Regions from separate parts of the Homo sapiens genome. Here regions 2, 3 and 4 are each linked to region 1. A link is a contact called in ENCODE Hi-C data. All regions are on one chromosome and are shown on one strand. Each heading gives the region's core, a stretch centred on a gene start or an enhancer-like site at or near the end of the contact. The rest is flanking DNA. Distances are from core to core; before and after follow the strand shown.

Region 1 (3,529 bases), core at 62-2,561:
TGGCGTAAATGTATTTATTTCCATAAAGCCCTTAGAATTAAGTTACCAATTAAGGTTTAATTATTATCAACACCCATGCCCAAGGACACATCCTATACACTCTTGGTTGAGGTGAACATCTCTGTAAAAGAAAAAACCGGCCCGGCGCGGTGGCTCACACCTGTAATTCCAGCACTTTGGGAGGCCGAGGCAGGCGGATCACTTAGGACCACAGGTTCGAGACCAGCCTGGCCAACATGGTGAAACCCCGTCTCTACTAAAAATACAAAAATTAGCCGGGCATGGTGACGCATGCCTGTAATCCCAGCTACTCCGGAGCTGAGGACAGAGAATCGCTTGAACCCAGGAGGCGGAGGTTGCAGTGAGCCAAGATCGCGCCACTGCTGCACTCCAGCCTGGGAGACAGAGCAAACCTCATTCTCAAATAATAACAATAATAAAAACAGACTAACAAAATAAATAACTTTTTTTTAAAAAGAGAAAAGCCAAAGACCACTCGTGTAGACAGCTTTGTCCTCAGTAGCCAAGTCCCTCCCTGCAGCTCTTTTAGAAAAGTCAGGCTGGGGAAGGAGAAAGCTGTCAAACACTCTGCGTCGCCGTCCCGGATACAAGTTAAATGCTCCTCTCCCTTCGTGAAACGTGGATGCAACCCACGCCTTCCTAAAAAGAGGTCAGAGGCGTCCGGGATCATCCAGAGCCCTGCCGGGCTCCAAGAGAAGGGCCGGAGCAGCTGGAGCTCTGACCCCACCCGGGCACCTGACCACTTCGCGGGAAATTAACAGGACACCAAGTGACAGGAGCTGTTAAGTCTTTGTTTTATACCACAACTTTCAACTCCTAAAACAATTCTATCAGGATGGTCCTGAAATCCTCATTTAAAAAACGGCAATGGGAGGTACAGGGAGATTAAGTAACACCCCACGTTATATCGCGAGAAAGAGGTCGCACACTTAAGAGTGGAGGGAGGCGGACTGAACGAGGTCAAACACCTGGAAAACCCTCTAAACAGGCACACAAGACTAGACAGAGTTCTTCCCCGCCCCCCCCGAACCCCCGACGACTCCTCCGGTGGACCTGAGTACAGCCCCCAACGCCAGAAGGCTCCATCGACGGCAACGAAACTTCCCTCCCACCCCTCGCATCTCCAAACCTCAGGTCTTCTCCAGGGCTTCTTACCCCCTTAGTTGACCCCCCAGGTCGTTAGGCGCCCCTAATAACTGGTTCACTTTCGCAAAGACCCGCAAGACACATACTTGGCTCAAACCACCTTGTTAAGTAGCAGTGTCCTGCTCGGAGACCGGAAGTGTCGATGATGCCACAGGCGTCTGGACTACACTTCCCAGAATCCCCCGAATCCGCCTGCCTGAGCCAAAGTTCCCACGACTCCACAGAGCAAATGGACTCCACTTCCCAGAATTCACAGGTCCTCCTGCCTGGGCCAAAATTCCCACGCCTCCCAAGCTACTCGCGAAACGCCTGCGGGAGCCAAATTTCCTGCGCATCGACCGGGCAATTAGACTCCCGCAGGCGTTTCGCTGGTATCTTGGGAAATGGAGTCCATTTGCTCTGTGGAGGCGTGAGAATTTTGGCTCAGGCAGGTGGACCTGTGAATTCTGGCCTATCAACCTATATTTTTATTTTAAAAAAATGGAGTCTCATGTTCTATATCAATTTTTCTAAACTAAAAAAGAATACTTTTCATGGTTTTCTTTAGATAAAGTGACTGTGCCAACCACAGTATGAGGAACACTTCTCTGAAAATTGAGTGACTGCTATTTCTAAACCAGTTACAGCTGTATCCTTGCTCTGTTCTGCCCTCCCAAGAGATAAAAATTTATTGACACGCTCAATCGTAGTAGGCAGGAAACTGTGCCTAATATATTAGGGTATATCTGGCATCAAAGGCCCTTTCTGTCCCCCAGGTCCTTGCACTCTGGGCCTGTGATGGGAGGAGAAGCTGCCATAATCTGTGAAATGCCTTTGGGGTCATTCTTCCATTGTCTTGGACAATAGGTCCTGGCTTCAGTTGACATGGCCAATCCATACTAAATTCATGAATTAGTTAGTTGCTTAACCATACCCTTGTATTCTTCAGGTTTCCTGTTTTTTTTTTTTTCCAAAGTAGATAGGCTGTAAACTTTTAAAAATTTTAGTTCTGTTTCCCTTTTAATTAATAATTATTTCAGTCATTCCTCACTTCGTGCCTTTCACTACGGGTAGTCAAGATGATTCAAGCAACTTCAACACTTTGATTAGAAATTAATTCAGATAAACAATTATATCATTCACAAATTCTACCTTCCATAAAACACTAGCACCTGAATATAATTCAGCCAAATTCTTTGTCCCTTTATAACAAGAAGCTCTCTTCTCTTCCAATAACATGTTCAACATTTCTGACTGAGGTCTTCAGAATGGCCTTTACTGTCCATATTTCTACCAACATTCTGATCATGACTACCTAGGTATGCTCTAACAAGATTGATGTTTTCTCTACAGTTCTTATTCTCTATTTCTGAGCGCTAACCAGAATTGTCCTTATCAGTCCATTCATGGCAATGTAGGCTTTTCCTAGCATACATGTAAAAACTCTTCTAGACTCTATCCATTACATAGTTCCAAAGACTGCTACATTTTTAGGTATTTGTTGCAGCAGCAAGCCCACCTCTCAGTACCAATATTTTTTAGTCACAAAATATCATAGCCTGCCTGGCTTTTATTTTATTTTATTTTATTTTATTTTATTTTATTTTATTTTATTTTATTTTATTTTTGAGACGGAGTCTTGCTCTGTCGCCCAGGCTAGAGTGCAGTGGCGCGATCTCGGCTCACTGCAAGCTCTGCCTCCCAGGTTCATGCCATTCTTCTGTCTCAGCCTCCCGAGTAGCTGGGACTACAGGTGCTCGCCACCATGCCCGGCTAATTTTTTTGTATTTTTGGTAGAGAAGAGGTTTCACCGTGTTAGCCAGGATGGTCTCGATCTGACCTTGTGATCCGCCCACCTCGGCCTCCCAAAGTGCTGGGATTACAGGCGTGAGCGACCACGCCCGGCCGGCTTTTAAGCAACAGAAATCTATTCTTCACAGATCTGGAAACTGGGATCCAAGATCAAAGCACTGGCAGATTTTGTGTCAGGTAGTTGGCCACTTTCTTGTTCATAGTTAGCACCATATTGCTGTGTCTTCATTTGGTTGAAGTGACAAACAAGCTCCTTCTGGCATTTTTTATAAGGGTATTCATCCCGTGACCTAATCACCCTCCAAAGGCCCCACCTCCTATTACCATCACATTGAGGGTAAAAATTACAATATATGGATTTTGGTGGGCCACAAACATTAAGACCATTGCATACGCATCATGCAGTGTCAGAGTTACTAATTCATATCATTGTAAAAAACAATGCAAAAGTAGAGTTCAACATTTTTTATAGTTCTTTTTGTCTTTAGACTGAGGATATATAGTCAAACACTGTACTGTTTAATAAGTTGCTTAAATTACTTCTTGCTGTCACCTTTAGACTGTTTATGTT
Region 2 (3,398 bases), core at 260-2,759, 6.5 Mb after region 1:
AGCTGGGCGTGATGGCGCACACCTATCGTCCCAGCTACTCGGGAGGCTGAGGCAGGAGAATCGTTTGAACCCAGGAGGTGGATGTTGCCGTGAGCCATATTGCGCCACTGCACTCCAGCCTGGCAACAGAGTGAGACTCTGTCTCAAAAAAAAAAAAAAAAAAAAAAAAGAATAAATAAGAATGTACTCACCACATTACAAGGAAGCTAGTGTTGCTGGAACTGAGTGACTGAGTTAAAGACAGGATGAGAAAAATTAGATGAAGTCAGAGGGACAGTCAGGGACCAGATTATGCAGGGCCCTGCAGGTCAAGACAAGGACTTACGCGTTTATCTTGAATAAGATGGGAATCCAATGGAGAGTGTTGATAAGGGACATGACTGGTTACCCAGAAACGTTTCAGCAGAAGGAAAATTAGTACCTGCTTGTTTTGAAAAGCAGACAGGTATTCAGGAAATCGAGAAAACACCAACACACCTGGTACATGGCTTTAAGAAGCCCAACAGCCATTCTTTCTTCCTCCTGGCTCTTCTCTTGGGAAATAGCAGTGGCCTCAGATGACTGAGATGGGGAAAAGAACATGAGAAACTAGACTTTTCTTGCAGCATCCAGAATCACCAGTCTAGACTTTTTAGGATTCTCTTTCCTCCTCTTGCAACCTTCCCTCCAATAGAGAGAGCATAATGGAGACCTAGGAATTTGTTTGCATACAATTTAACTGATGCCTAAATCATTTCCCAATTCCTTAGGTTAACAACAGATGTTCTAGGCTTTACAAATACAGACTCAGAGGAATGTAAGTTTTCACATAAAGACACAGAACTAACAAATAAGAGCACCAAGATCAAATAAAAGAGGACCTGACCCCACAATCCTCCTCTCCAATAAATCAGTGATTCTGAAACTTGGTGGCACATTGATATGACTTGGGCTGGCTTTAAAAGCCTCTCCGTGGCACACAGTCTCTCACTCAATCCCCCACATAATCAGAGTCTGAAAAACTACAGTGCCAACCACCGTCTTACCCACGCCACAGTCAGAGGCCATGGGTATGGACTGCCTCACACGGGCACCCTTTCCCATACCGGCAAGGCTCAGCCACCAGGGTATCTATCACAAGCGACAATCTCACAACCCAGTCACAAAGAAGCCGCGGGTATCGGCCCAACAAGGTGCAGCGAACAGTCGCCCGCTCCCGCCTCAACTCACAGCCTCACATTCCACGGTGCCATTGACTTCCTCGCACCCAGTCACACAGGACGTGGACAGGCACACGGGGTGACAGCCTCGCACTGAACGGTACCAACCTCCACTCGCACCGGAGTCACACAGATGGCCTGCGACGAGCTTCCGGAGACCCACACGCCACTCCTCAGCCCACTCCCGACCTGCAGAACAGAACTGGTGGAAGATCTCCTTCCTGCCCCGAAGGCTCGGGGAATCTGCACTCGGGTCTCACCGCTACCCTTAGTTGGATGGAACCCAGCCCTTACGGGCCCGGAAAGAAGCGCCTCAGCTGCCTCCGCCCCCGGAGGACACAAAGGGGCCGCCGGCCCAACTCCCGCGGGGTCCGCTGGGAAACGTAGTCCGGAGTAGAAAAGGTCGCGGCGTCGCAGTGTCTGGCAGCAGCGGTGCAGCTCCGCGCAGGGTTTGTAACACGGCCTCCTCCCCACCAGGTCCTCCCACACTGGCCTCTCCCCGGCCTTCCAGAGAGCCCGAAAGTCCGGATTCCCTGCAGCTCCGAGCCTGGCCCGGTCACAGGGACGGGGCCCAGCGTCACACTACACGGGCTGGTGTGGAAGTGCGCAGGCACAAGCGCTCTGCGCGCCTCCCTTAGCAACCAGGGCGGGGAGTTGAGAATCGCAGGTTGGCCGCAGGGAAAAGGTTTGTGCGTGGGAACGCGCTAGTGGCGCGTCTACTCAAAATGGGTGGGAGGCGAATTCCTAGAATTGTGCTGGATACCCGAAAAAAATTGGGAGGGGAGCGGGGTGGGGGGGATGCAGGGTGGTAAACTGCGCAAGCGCACTACACTCCTGGCAGTCTCCCACCCGCTACCCTCAGCCTGGCACGGTGGCTCACGCCTGTAATCCCAGCACTTTGGAAGGCCAAGGTGGGCAGATCACGAGGTCAGGAGTTCGAGACCAGCCTGACCAACATGGTGAAACCCCGTCTCTACTAAAAATACAAAAAAATTAGCCGGGCGTGGTGGCACGCGCCTTAAGTCCCAGCTACTCAGGAGGCTGAGGCAGAAAAATTGCCTGAACCTGGGAGGCGAAAGGAGGCGGAGGTTGCAGTGAGCCGAGATCGCGCCACTGCACTCCAGCCTGAGCGACAGAGCAAGACTCCGTCTTAAAAAACAAACAAACAAAAACCTCGTGACCTCAAATGATCCGTGCGCTTTGCCCACCCAAAGTGCTGGGATCACAGGCGTGAGCCACCGCGTCCGGCCTATTATCTCTTTATTAAAGGTATTAAGACCGGCCCCGTGCGGCTCATGCCTGTAATCCTAGCACTTTTTGAGGCCCAGGCGGGAGGATCGCTTGAGCTCAGGAGTTCGAGAGCAGCCTGGGCAACATAGCGAGACCTTATCTCTACTAACAAACAAACAAAAATCAGCCGGGCGGAGTGTCCCTTGATTGTGGTCCCAGTTACTCGGAAGGCCGAGGCAGAGAATCGCTTGAGCCCGGGAGTTCGAGGCTGCAGTGAGCCAACATCGCGCCGCTGCACTCTCCAGCCTGGGCAACAAAGTGAGGCTCTGCCTCAAAAAAAACAAAACAAACAAAAAAAAAAAAACACGAAAGGCATAGAGAAGTTAAGTACCTAGTCTGAGATGACACAGCTAGTAAGGCCAAGTCTGTTTAGAAGTCAGGCGGTCTGGCCACACTACTTTTCGCTCACGATCCCGGGTCATGAAATCCAATAACACTGTCACACTCACAATCGAGAAGTCCAGAAAGAACAAATACATGCACATTGTCTCTGACAAAACTGCAAGGTCAGAATCAAACAGCCACGAGAATATAAAACGCGACCATGGTCACACAAAAGGTCGCATATTCGCACGACCTCAGATGTCACTGGACAGGGTCTCTCGCCCTGGAAACCCCACTCCAAATTCCATGGCCGAAGTTTCACACATACAGTCACACTACGTCACTCCTCCCTCTTCTAGCCGCTGTCAGGACCTTAAGGCTCCAGCTGACCCGGCCTTCACTGGCCCTGGAGCTCTCACCACCTTCACCCCGCTGTATTCTAGCCTCAGGTAGAGACCCAAAAAGACGGAACTAAACACACTGAGCCGGGCTTCCTTCACGGACCTTGCGAACCTGCAGCTCCAGCCGACTGTAAGAAGGAAGTGCCTTTTTGCAGGTGGGGTCGGGGAAGTAGGGCCGCGAAGG
Region 3 (3,523 bases), core at 55-2,554, 6.8 Mb after region 1:
TTCTCTAAACATATTTTTAAGCCGAGTCCCAGAGACAGACATAACTGGCCTGAAGGCATCCAGCATGCCCACATCAGAGTGTAGGTTCAATTCCCTGAAAACAAGTTTCCCACCTGCTGGAACTGAACACATTGGGTAGTAATTTCCCACCACTGTTCAGGTAGAACTTCCTGTCAGAAGCTGAGCTGTGAATCATGTTTAGGAGTTCACCAAGTGAAAGGAATTGTATCTTTACAACTCCTCATCCACACCCTCCAAAAAGGGGAGTAAGGAGGTTTCAGAATTTCCACAGAGGAGAAGCTAAGGGTCAGAGACTGCACTTAAAGCTTCATTGACATGGTAAGGCGATTGTTATTAATTATATTTTAACTTCAAGGTAAATAAAAACAGTCTTCTTTAGGTGCTTTTAGTAACACGTTGGCCATACTAAAGACTATTAGTGTTGTTATTATTGCTGCCTACTATAGTTGCACTTGAGGTATTTAGTGTGGAGGGTAATGGGTGATTCAAATCTCTATTCACCTTCCCACCCGACCCAGCCCTTCAGAAGGGGACGCCCGGACTTCTCCTCCCTCCTCTGGTGGTATCTCCCAGGAGAGGATTGTATTAATACTATTGGACTTCTACCCTATTTCCCAAGGCGGTTTCTCCCATTAAAAGTTGTACCACTCTTCCTGCAGCCTACTACTCATTCAGATGTCTCTCAGACTTTCAGGGTGGTTTCACTCAAGAGATGACTCCCCTAGTGACCTTTCCACCTTTTCCCTGAATGGCGTCTGTAAAAAATGGACTGTACTATCCTGATTCCTCCTATCATCTGCCTGTGGTTTCTCCCAGGATCCCCTTCACTTGGTGATTTTTCCCTGGCTCCTCTATTCCCTGGTAATTATTATCCTCAGTGTCCTGTATTCAGAAAGGTAACTTAGCTTTTCTAAATATAACATACAGCACCAGACCCACATTTCCAGTAACTTTCTCCTCCGAAATAGAAGCCTAGTCAGACAAGGGTCACACTCCAGCATCCTATGTAACTATACCTGCCTCGCTCTAGGAAACCCTGCCAGCGGCCAATTCCTCTGCTCTACGGAATGGATATGCTTTCAAAATGGCGGCCCACGCGAATAAACACCATAAGGGCGCGGCCATGTTCTCTGCCGGACAGCGCCACATTACGGAACCTGTGCGCTGTGTCTGCGCCCTGTTGACTGTTCGAGGAAACTGGCTTCCAAGTTTATTCAGAGCATGCGCCATATCAACAGCCTACAAAGGGGAGGTGCTAGAAGTCGGACCGGAAGTGGAAGTGGTCTTCCAAGGCTTTTTTGCCGCTGGTGTCAGGAGTATTTTCATATTCCAATACCGATAAATCTTTGAGGTGATTTTGGTTGATCACGATTGGGGTTTCTGTGGAGCCAGTAATAGGGGGTGTCGAGGTTGCCTGTGGAGTTAGTGATTGCGGTTTCAGGCTTCGGTGATGGGGTTCTGTGGCGTCCGTTGTTGATTGTGACGGATTTCTCAGGTCATTGATGGAGCTCTTTGGGATGAGTGATTGAGGTTTGGGGGTCAGTGATGGGAGTCTGTGGTCAGTGACAGAGCCTGTAGGGTCAGTTATGGTGATCGGTGAGGACTGTAATCAGCTTGCTTTCTAACCTGAGTTGAAAGTTCAGCTTTTTAATTTTCAGTCTTCTTTAATATAAAAATTCTCAAGTTTTGGTGAATCTTTGTATTAAAAATTGTTCAAATCTAAGTGGTTTTTTCTTTGATCCATGAGTTATTTAGAAGTTCCTTTTTAAAGTAATGTCTGTTTAATGGTCAAATTGAAAAATTGCTTTATGACCTAGTTCGTGGTCAGTTTTCATGAATGTCACATCTATTACATAGAAACAGTGTACTATGTTCTCTAATTGTATTGTTATAGATATTAATTAAGCATATATTCAAAAAATATATCTGTCTCCTCACAGATTATTTTGTCTGCTTAATTACAGAGGAAGGTAAAGTACTCAACTCTGGAAAGGTTATTTGTCCATTTGTCCTTCTTTTTCTGCTTTATATATGTGAAATTATTAGGAATAACTATGTGCACTTTTTTTTTTTTTGAGATGGAGTCTCGCTCTGTCACCCAAGTTGGAGTGCAGTGGCGCGATCTCAGCTCACTGCAACCTCTGCCTAGTGGGTTCAACGGATTCTCCTGCCTCAGCCTCCAGAGTAGCTGGGATTAGAGGCACCCGCCACCACGCCCAGCTAATTTTTTGTATTTTTTAGTAGAGACGGGGATTCACCATGTTGGCCAGGCTGGTCTCAAACTCCTGACCTCAGGTGATCTACCTGCCTCCGCCTCCCAGAGTGCTGGGATTACAGGCGTGAGCCACTGCGCCCGGCATATGTGCATTTTTAATACTTTATAGATATGACTAAGTAGCTCAAAATATAACAATTCAAGCTTATACCAACAATTTATAAAATAACTCATTTTCCCAGATGCTTTTCCAGCAGTGGATATTGTTGCATTTTAAAAGTTTTTAAAATTTTGAGGGAAAATTATATCTAATTGCTCCAATGCATTTTCCAGTTACTAAAGTTGGCATCTTATTTGGTTAATTGCCATTTGTTTCCTTTTCTGTGAATTTTCATATCTTTTGTCCTACTTTTTTTTGTGGTATATTTTAACATAAAGTTAGGAAATATCATCTAATCAAAAGTATCTGATTTTTCTGTTACAGAGTCTGTGTTTCCTCTCACGTGTAATAAGATCCCTCCCAGCCCACCACAGTGTTATACACATGTATACTTCTAAAATTTATTTTAATAGTCTTTGTGATTTAACAAATACACATAATTAAGTGATCAGTCCTGCTGGCATTTGCCTACTGAATAGTGTGTGATGGAGATCTAGTTTGTTTTTTTCCAGGTGGCCAGCCAGTTATATCACTGCATTATATCACTGCCATTTATGCAATGAATGTCTTATGCACACTCATTTGAATACCACTTTTATCACATATATAGATCAATATTGTCTGGTATATTTATTGTTTTACTTGTTTTTATTACATTGTTTTTATATTGTTTTAATATCTGATAATGCATGGTAATCGCTGATATGTATTGTATGATTTTTGTGTGCCTGGGAGGTGTTGAGTACTTTACAAGTATTATCTCATTTAATTTTTGTAACTTTGAGATAAGCATTTTCATCCTCATTTCTGAAATTAAAAGTGAAGAAATGGCTGGGCGCAGTGGCTCACGCCTGTAATCCCAGCACTTTGGGAGGCAGAGGCGAGCGGATCAGGAGGTCAGGAGATCCAGACCATCCTGGCCAACATGGTGAAACCTCGTCTTTACCAAAAATTAGCTGGACATGGTGGCGCATGCCTGTAATCCCAGCTACTTGGGAGGCTGAGGCAGGAGAATTGCTTGAACCTGGGAGGCAGAGCTTGCAGTGAGCCGAGATCGCACCACTGCACTCCAGCCTGGCGACAGAGCGAGACTCCGTCTCAAAAGAAAGTGAAGAAACTTCTGTTCT
Region 4 (3,456 bases), core at 594-3,093, 6.9 Mb after region 1:
TACCCTCTTCCTCCATCCTCTTAATCTCATTTAACATAAAGAAAAGTCAGGAGGAGACTAGAATAAGTCTTCTACCTTCTGTATCAGAAAGAAGGGCCAGGTCACAGCTGTCTTGGGCTTGAATTTATTTCTGTATTCAAAGCTGTACACTGGAGACAGTCCTGCAGTGGGGTGCTTCAGGTTCAGAACTGGGTGGCTGTCTCCTAAAGCACTCCCTCTGAAACTATTCCCACTCCTGGAGTCCCATTATATTTCCAGTGGCCTATTTATTTATTTATTTAGAGAATGAGTTTCACTCTTGTTGCCCAGGCTGGAGTGCAGTGGCTTGATCTTGGCTCACTGCAACCTCCGCCTCCCGGGTTCAAGCAATTCTCCTGCCTCAGCCTCCTAAGTAGCTGGGATTACAGGCATGCGCCACCACGCCCAGCTAATTTTGTATTTTTAGTAGAGGTCATGGTGAAACCATGACCTCAGGTAATCCACCCGCCTCTGCCTCCCAAAGCGCTGGGATTACAGATGTGAGCCACCGCGCACAGCATCCAGTGGCTGTCTTGAAGGTATTATCAGCCCTAAAATTCTCATCCTAAGACCAGGTCTGTAACTTGCAAATAACTCCTATTCATCACTCAGGTGTCCAAATGTCTGACTTCCTTACTTCTTGCCACTTCCCTGCACCCAATCCCCTTAAGGCTATAAGGCAAGAGGACGCAGGGAAGAAGTCGTGAACTCGTAAGTAACTACATTTCCCAAGGTGAACCGAGGATGGATACAGAAATGAAGCAATACAGGCCATGGATGAAAGGGCAGCCACTGTGGTCAAATCAAAAAGTCCTTAAGTCCTCAGAGCCACATGGGAGGAGCACAGAGCCACATGGGACTCACAATCCATAGGCAGACCTCAGCCCCAAATGAACCCCAGAAATACCAAAAAGAAATTTACTTCTGTACTGGACTAAACCCCCATAAGGTCACAGAATATACAAATGGCCACATAAAGTCACACATAATCACATTTCCACAGTTACACAGCTAGAGGCACAATCACCCAATTATGCTACATTGTTAGACCACCTTGTCTCAAACAAAATCCCATTAAGTACAAGGCATATAATTACATCCAAGCACCTTGTCAGAGACACATACCGCCAAAAACACCCTTTCAAAGCTGCAATTTTAGTCTCTTTACACAGTCATGAAAACAGCACACACAACCCCACAGTCACACACAATCAGACAGTCACCCAACCCAGTACGAAATCAGGGAAACACGCGGTAATAAACACCGTGTCACAGCAACACTGTCACACACCTTAAATTTACTGGCAAATCCATCCCACGATATCAGGTTTACACACAACCTCAAAGTGACACAAGAACATCCAAACACTCTTGTCACAACTGTCACACACTTCATAGTCACAGGCAAACCCCAATTATACACGCGGCACACATAAAATCACAGTCACATAAGTATATCCCAGCCAGGTAAGCAAACAGTCACAAACACCCTCAGAGTCACAACTCACACTCATACAAATGCTCATACACAAAACCACAGCCACACACGTCCAGTCGTGTATGCACAGGCAGTCGCCAATACCAGGCAGGCTGTAGCCTGCACACAAAACCGGAGACACGGCCACACGAGTAACCCCAGCGACGCTTTCTCCGCGCGTGTCCGCTCCGGCATCCCGGACACTCCTACCTTGACAGAGGTGCAGTTCAGGGTCCAAGATCTGGCTCCCGGGTTCCAAGCCCAATTTCGGGTTCGCCAGCCCAGCAGGTGCGGAGCCAAGCTCCTCCACAGACGCGGCCCTCTCCCCACGCGAGGCCTCCAAATCTCGCAAACTAACGGAAATGAAGCTACGCTCCGGGAGCGGTGCCTCTGGGAAATGTAGTCCAGCGCTCCGGACGCCGTGCCTCTGGGAAATGTAGTCCAGCGCTTGGCTAGCCGGCCAGAACGCCAGGAGGCCCGGGCCGCTCACCCCTCGAGGGGCTCGTGGGCTCGGCCTGTGGAACCTGCTTGTCCCGCCTGCAGCGCCCCGGAGGTTTCTGGGAGTGCCCGCCCGCCCGCGCTCAGTGCGCAGGCGTCAGACGCTCAGGGCCTGCGAGAGCGAGCTGAGTGGTCCCAGGGTCTACCCCTGGCAGGAGAGAGGGTGGGACCCGCCGGCCAGGCAGGTGCGGGGGAGGAGCTGGGGCCGGTGCGGGGACCCGCCGGAACCTCGGATTTGCAGAGGACCCTGTGTGTGCCCTCCCAGGCCCTTGGGGTGTGTGTGACAATGGGAGATGCCAGGTGGACTGAGAGTCTTTCCGTGGCCGGGTGTGTATGGTTGTGTTTCTGCCTGTGTGTGATTCTTCCTGCTGTGGGGTGTGAGGTGATTTGTACTTTAAGCTGCGTAGTAATGGGATTTTATAACTGTGTAGAATCGTCTAACAGAGTAAGACGATTTTACACAGATCTCTATTGTGGTTTGCTTATGAAGGGTATCTGTATGTATATCTGCTTTTTTGTGTGTGGCCGTAATTGAGTAACTGGTGATCTGTGTTATATAAACGTGCTTTCTTTGTGCTTGTATTTCAGTGTCTGTAAGGGTGCCAAGAGCAAATGAGCTGTGTGTGATCGTGTGTGACAGTGAAAATACTATGGCCAAGTTATTTCTTCCTTAAATAGTAATGTAATAATCTGGAAAAGATAATCAATTTATCTGACAAGTAATTTAGACATCATTTTTCTATTGGATCAAATATATGTGTTATCGGGAAGAATCCAAAATTAACGTAGTTTTTTCTTTGTTTTTAGAAAGATTATTTCAAAACCAGTCCTAGGGTAACTGCCTTTTCCTCTGCCACAGCAGGCCAAAAGTAGATATCCATTATTTTCTAATTAGAGGGTAAAGTTTCTCTTATTACTGGGTACGGTTGAGAGGCCATCAACTAATAAAATAATAAAACAACGTTATACATAAGAAGAGTGAATTTTAGCACAGTACAGCACTAGTCAGATTTCCCAAATTCTAGGTCAAACACTTGTCCTCATTTTCTGATGAGAAAACCTTGGCCGGCAGAAAGTAACTTAAGGCTGTAGAGTTTGTTGGTAAACCTGAACTTATTTTTACTTACTTCAAGACCTCTTGGCCTTTTATGATTTTTGAATAATCAAAAACTTGTGAACTTCCAGCACAGAGAAGATAGAGTATAATTTCACCACTCCTTCAGAGGGAAAAAAATTAATAAAACTTGGTCTTGCAAGACCATATATCAAATACATTGATCTCTTACCGGTAATGTGACTGGAATAGCAAATTTGGTGATCAGAATTCTTGAGGGAATGAACCTGTGTGTGTGATCAGGCATAGCTATGTGAAATATAGATAATTAAATTGCACTGAGTTAGAGTGGGTCAAAGTCAGGCAAGAATTATGTCCAATTCACATGCACACGTATGTTTATTGCGGC

The links. Hi-C counts contacts between places; a loop is a spot of excess contacts on that map. Pooled maps may share reads with other maps.
Region 2: a loop to region 1 is called in a pooled map, with 9 times the contacts of the local background. The contact joins the promoter of ZNF570 here to the promoter of ZNF155 in region 1. A Hi-C loop is called at or near these places in 6 of 50 pooled maps.
Region 3: a loop to region 1 is called in a pooled map, with 9 times the contacts of the local background. The contact joins the promoter of ZNF585A here to the promoter of ZNF155 in region 1. A Hi-C loop is called at or near these places in 5 of 50 pooled maps.
Region 4: a pooled map shows a loop between it and region 1 (15-fold over the local background). The contact joins the promoter of ZNF420 here to the promoter of ZNF155 in region 1. A Hi-C loop is called at or near these places in 5 of 50 pooled maps.

Annotation. Positions count from the first base shown.
Region 1 is chr19:43,981,970-43,985,498 of GRCh38, reverse strand. ZNF155 (zinc finger protein 155) reads right to left here and starts at 1,311. Exons shown (of 5, transcript NM_198089.3): 1 at 1,254-1,311. RefSeq lists a silencer at 1,415-1,614.
Region 2 is chr19:37,467,467-37,470,864 of GRCh38, reverse strand. It overlaps ZNF570 (zinc finger protein 570), which reads right to left and starts at 1,509. Exons shown (of 5, transcript NM_144694.5): 1 at 1,308-1,509; 2 at 478-561. The coding sequence starts at 510. It also overlaps a transcript of ZNF569 not described here. RefSeq lists an enhancer at 1,335-1,834.
Region 3 is chr19:37,170,476-37,173,998 of GRCh38, reverse strand. ZNF585A (zinc finger protein 585A) reads left to right here and starts at 1,304. Exons shown (of 5, transcript NM_001288800.2): 1 at 1,304-1,372. RefSeq lists enhancers at 1,078-1,372, 1,214-1,403.
Region 4 is chr19:37,076,820-37,080,275 of GRCh38, reverse strand. It overlaps ZNF420 (zinc finger protein 420), which reads right to left and starts at 1,843. Exons shown (of 5, transcript NM_144689.5): 1 at 1,706-1,843. LOC105372390 (a long non-coding RNA gene) reads left to right here and starts at 2,079. Exons shown (of 2, transcript XR_001754095.2): 1 at 2,079-2,178. RefSeq lists an enhancer at 1,768-2,007 and a silencer at 2,098-2,387.